Linked DNA regions of Homo sapiens: region 1 is linked to region 2. The links are chromatin loops, found by intact Hi-C in ENCODE. Cell type or tissue: PC-3. All regions are shown on one strand. Links, peaks and the distances in the headings refer to the core of each region. The heading gives the core; the rest is flanking DNA. Region 1 has its middle 30 kb from the start of DYNLL2. Region 2 has its middle 8.4 kb from the start of MRPS23.

Evidence for each region. Peaks named below come from ENCODE experiments on the same cell type or tissue, not always from the same donor. Only the 100,000 strongest peaks of a DNase experiment are listed, where the experiment ranks them.
Region 1: a loop joins it to region 2, with 14 times the contacts of the local background. A loop is called at or near these places in 88 of 110 quality-filtered maps.

The regions. Positions count from the first base shown.
Region 1 is chr17:58,112,047-58,114,857 of GRCh38, forward strand. No RefSeq gene overlaps it. Among named protein-coding and RNA genes, the nearest start is that of DYNLL2, 30 kb to the left of the region's middle. In PC-3, for the core only: CTCF peaks have their summits at 1,177 (motif pointing left) and 1,378; a DNase peak (open chromatin) is centred at 1,165.
Region 2 is chr17:57,857,077-57,859,887 of GRCh38, forward strand. No RefSeq gene overlaps it. Among named protein-coding and RNA genes, the nearest start is that of MRPS23, 8.4 kb to the left of the region's middle. In PC-3, for the core only: a CTCF peak has its summit at 1,037 (motif pointing right); a DNase peak (open chromatin) is centred at 1,025.

The DNA.
Region 1 (2,811 bases), core at 83-2,582, 260 kb after region 2:
GGTTTCTGTCTGCAGTTATAATTCAATCAATCAATCAATGCAAACTTACTGATCATCAGTCAGGTGCCCTGTGCTGTGAAGGCCACAGAGAAGCAGAAATCAAATAAACATTTACCAGCTTTGTACTTTTATCATCTTGAAAATTAGAGTCCCTGGGGTTTTTGTTGTTGTTTACTTTTATTTTATTTTATTATTTTATTATTTATTTATTTTTGAGATGGAGCTCGCCCCGTCACCCAGGCTGGAGTGCAGTGGTGCAATCTCGGCTTGCTGCAACCTCCGACTCCCAGGTTCGAGTGATTCTCCTGCCTCAGTCTCCCGTGTAGCTGGGATTACAGGTGCCAGCCACCACACCCGGCTAATTTTTATATTTTTAGTAGAGACGAGATTTCGCCATATTGGCCAGGCTTGTCTCAAACTCCTGACTTCAGGTGATCTGCCTGCCTCGGCCTCCCAAAGTGCTAGGATTACAGGCGTGAGCCACTGCGCCTGGCCTATTTTTATTTTTTATTTTTATTTTTACTTTGAGACAGAGTCTTGCCCTGTCACCCAGGTGGGAGTGCAGTGGCGTGATCTCAGCTCACTGCAACCTCTGCCACCTGGGTTCAAGAAATTATCCTGCCTCAGCCTCCTGAGTAGCTGGGATTACAGGCGCACGCCACCACACCCGGCTAATTTTTGTATTTTTAATAGAGACGGGGTTTCACCATGTTTGTCAGGCTGGTCTCGAACTCATGACCTCAGGTGATCCAACCTGCCTTGGCCTCCCAAAGTGCTGGGATTGCAGGCGTGAGCCACTGTGTCTGGTTACCTATTTTTATTTTTAATGTTTTTTTTAATTGACAAGTAAATATTGTATGTATTTATGGTGTGCACCATGATGTTCTGACATATGTATACATTGGGGAAGGAGCCCTAGTCTTGAAAAGAAGTGTCGTAAAGCAGCTCGTGCCTGGCACTTTTCAGTAATGTTTAGTTTCGTCCCAGCAAAGTCCCAATTCATTTCATGGTACCTTTGGTTGTTTGTCACTACAGTGTAAAGTTCTGGAAAGAGCGATCCATATTGTAATCCCCTTTGTGTTCACACTGCCCAGCGCAACGTTTTGGGCACAGGTGCTCAACCATTAAGTTTTGAACGAATGTAGTTGAACTCTCATGGAGAAGCAGCACCATCTTCTGGCTGAAGTGGGTAATGCTGCACAGGGCCAGAGAGCGGCTCAATTAGAGGCTGGCAATCAGAGGCTGGCAATGGATGCGCGCGTGTGTGCGTGTGAGCGTGTGTACATGTGTATTCAAGTGGAGATGAATGCACTCTTTCCTCAACTTTGCCATCCTCTACTATCAGAGTTTTAGCCTGAGGATGGTTGAGGCATCCTGGCCTCTAGAGCGAGAAGTTTGCTTTAGGGAAAACCTAATCTGAATTCACCCGTCTGCAATGCGGCGAATCAGGCCCAGAGAAGTTAAGGCTGGCTCAGGGTCACCCTGCAAGGTGGTGGCAGGGCCAGGCTGGAGTCTTCACTCCTGACTCTTCATCCAGGACTCTCAGAATTCCAGGGACCACTTTCCTCCTGAATGCTGAAGTTTTTGCCTTCCTAAAGCCATAATCTTTGTAGTGGATGTAGAACTCGGGAAAAGTCATTTGGTTATTAATGGTTGCAGACAGGGAGCAAAGATGGCAAGTTGAAGGAAAAAGCATTTATTTATTGAACATGCTATGTGCCAGGTACTCTGTATGTACAGACTACCATTTGTACAATGGAGATAATAATAGCAGCTCTTTCAGAGCATTGTTGTAAATAAAGTAATATAAATGTAGTAATATATGTAAAATGCTTACATATACTTAAAGTTGCTGGAATATCACGAGCACTCATATGTTTTAGTTTCTACGTCAGTTAGCTTTTCTTGGATGCAATTATTTGGAAACAGTCTGATCCTTTTAGGTCTTGCTTTTGTTAGGGACCTCCAGAGGAGTGTTCTGTCTAGGACCAATTATTCCCCACTATTGAGGCATGGCCTTCCTGCATATTCTACTCAATTCCAGTCTAGCTGGAGGCAGCGGGCACTGTTTCTGGCTCTGTGTGAGTCCTGGGCACTGTTCTCTCCTCCTTTCAGAAGGACCTCGGGTGGTTTCATCACACGCACGAGCTGATGAGTACACTGCTGAATACTTGAGGGGCACCCTCTGCACATCTCTGAGGCTCTCTGTGCAGCTCTCTCCTCCCCAGTACTCTGTCCTAAGAACTCTGGCCACCTTGATCTCCTGGGACTCTGCTGTGTCTCCTCAACTCAGAAGCTCCCTGGCTCCACCTGGGTTCCCTTTGTCTGTACTGTGGCCTGGAAACATTTTTCTAGGCTGTGAGCTGGGGTTGTCGTGGAGTTCATGTGGTTTTCCCATCTCTCGCATCACCATCCTTTGTGATCCACCCAATGTCCAGATTCTTGCCTGGTTATTCTAGCTGTTTCATGCAGGAAGATAAATCAGGTTCCTGTTACTTCATCTTGGGCAAAGCCTAAGCCCATCAATTGATTTTACAGCTTTAAACAGCAGCCATCTATTTACTCACGATTGGCAGGTTGGTGATTTGGGCTGAGCAGTTCTGCTGGCCATGGCTGGGCTCACTCCTGGGCCTGCAGTCAGCCTCATGTCAGCGAGGTGGCTCTGTTTCCTGGGCATTTGCTGGCTGTTGACTGGAGTGAAGAAAGCAACTGGGCCATGTGTCTCTCCTCCTCCAGCAGGCTAGCCTGGGCTTGTGGGTTCCTAGAGCATAAGAGAGCAAGCCCCTGTGATGAGCACTTTTCACGTCTATT
Region 2 (2,811 bases), core at 30-2,529:
TCTGTGGGGTTTTGCAGCCCACCAAACCCCTTGAAGGCATACATTTCAGGGCCAGTGTGGGCCCCTCTCTTCCTGGGGAAGCCACAGCAACTCGATCTTTAATATGCACATGAATTTGCTGCAGATCTTGGAAAATGCAGTGTGACTCAGTAGGTCTGGGTCTGCATTTCTAGCAACCTTCCAGGTTGATGCCAGTGCTGCGAATCTGCAGTTGGGATAACGAACCCACCCGAGTATGCCCACGACTTTCCTAGTTTTGGCACTGAAAGTTCTGCATCCAGGGAAACCAGGACAGTTGGTCGATGTATCCAAAGACCACACTTTGAATGGCAAGGTCAAAGCAAGGAAGCATGTGCTGTTTGTACTGAGTTTCATAGTTCCTCCCACTGGAGTCCCTGGAATAATCCTCTTGTCCTGATAAAGAACTGTGACTCTTTACGCTCTAGAAAGGCCACCTGACTCCAAGCCTCAGCTCTTCAGGGTAGATGCTGGTTTTGGGGGGCCTGAAGCTTATCTAATCTTAGTGGCTCTCTTAAGAAAAAATTTGACCAGGCGCAGTGGCTCACGGCCTGTAATCCCAGCAATTTGGGAGGCTGAGGTGGGTGGATCACCTGAGGTCAGGAGTTCGAGACCAGCCTGGCCAACATGGCGAAACCCCGTCTCTACTAAAAATACAAAAATTTAGCTGGGCGTGGTGGCGGGTGCCTGTAATCCCAGCTACTCAGGACGCTGAGGCAGGAGAATCACTTGAACCCAGAAGGCGGGGGTTGCAGTGAGCTGAGATCACACTGTTGCACTCCAGCCTGGGCAACAAGAGTGAAACTCCATCTCAAAAAAACAAAAAGAAAAGAAAAAATTTAAAATATCTTTGTTTTGCAAATTTTAGAAAACATATAACCATGTGAACAGAGTAAATTTCCCTCTGTCTCTTTGGCCTAAGGCCAAACAGGTGCTCGCATCTTCCTTCTGGGAAAATGGTGCTGGGTGTCTCAGTGGCCAGTGACTGCCACTTCTGCAAGATGACCACCAGGTGGCAGTCGATTTACACAGCCCCCTTCACATGCCCACCCTCTCCCGCCTGGCCACCTCCAGAAATTTCCAACTCTTCCTCCAGCTGGTGCAGCCCATTAATCCAACAAATTAATCTATGCTGTGATAATGGGCATAAGGAGTTCATGTGCTTCTCTCTCAATAGCATATTTGCCATTTAATGGAAATGCTGAGAGATTGTTTTTAAAACCAGATAAAGAATGCTAATGGAGGCGTTCCAGGCACTCTGTTGGATCACGGATCACTTTGGTGATGTTTTTGAGCAAGTGGGCCCTTCTGTGCTCCACAGATTGCATCTGTGCAAAGGTGCTGCATCTTAACCCCATCCCCCTGCATCCCAACCCGACCCCACCATGCTTAGTGTTTAGGTATCATCTCGGGAGCTCAGCTGCCTGGATTCATATGCAGGTACTACCACCTCTTACTGAGGGTAGATGTTGAGTAAGGACTTTAACATCTCTGTGTGAAACGCACGTAGTAATACTGATTTCATATAATTGTTGTGAAGGATTCGGTAAAGTACCCTAGGAGTGTGTGGCACACAATAAACACTCGATAAAGAGCTACCATCTTCATACCACACCTTGCCTGCCTCCTTCATTCTTCAGAGCAAATTCTCCTGTTTCCCCCCCAGACCCTATCTCCAACCAGTTGCTTCAAGAAAACAAAGGGAGAATTGAGACCCCAGCATGGTAATAACCAGGCAATTCTTGTGGGCACAGCGTTTTCCAGACCCATGATCGCCTTTTAAGTTGGGGCTGATCCCTGAGGACATCAAAGCATCATCAAGATAGGGAAGGGGCCCTGGCTGGACCAGACTTCAGATAGCCCAGCTCTGCATTTTTGCAGAGGATAAATCTGCAAGTATCGCCTTGTGGATACCAGGAGTTCAGCACTTGCAGATGAGCAAGCAATGTGAGGGTAGGTGGCTAAGGCAGTCATCTGGTCCAGCCTGTCCCTGCCCCTGGACCCATAGCCATCTTTAACCAGGCGTCAGCGGCTCCAGCAGAGGCTTCATCTCCTGCACTCCTTGTTAGACCTGGTAAGCATTCTCCCTCTCTTTCTCTCTCTGATTACAATCATCTCCAGTGTCATCTACACTAACAGGTAAAATGGTGTAAGGGTCTCAAACTTGCTGCATATTAGAAGCACCTGGGATTTTACAATCTGATTCTCAGGCTAAATCCCAAACCAATTAAATCAGAATCTCTGGGAATGAGACCCACACATCAGAAATGATTCTAACGTACAGCAAGTTTGAGAACCAGTGTTCTAGAGCAGTGTTTCTCTAGCTTTAATGTGCATAGAAGTCACCTGAAGAGCTTGTTAAAATGCGAATTCTGATCCAGTGAGGCTGGGGCAGAGCCTGAGATTCTTTTTCTAACAAGCTCCTAGGTAATAATGAATGTTGCTGGTCCATAGACCAAGCTGTGAGTGGTCAGATTGTGGAACTGTGGTTCTCAAATTTGAGCATGTATCAGAATGATCTGAAGGTCTTGTTAAAATGCACGCCAGTTTCCGATTCAGATCTGGAATGGGGCCTGATAATACGCATTCCTAACAAGTTCCCAGGGAATGGCGATGCTGCTGGTCCACAGGGCACACTTTGGGCAGCAGGGGTGTAGAGGAGGCAACACAAGTTTTGGAGTCAGGCAGCCCTCAGCCTCCTTTTCTGGCCTCATGACACTCTAGCTCTGTGATCTTGGATAAGTTACTTAACCTCTCTGAACTGTAATTATACTATCTGTAAAGTGATCGTTA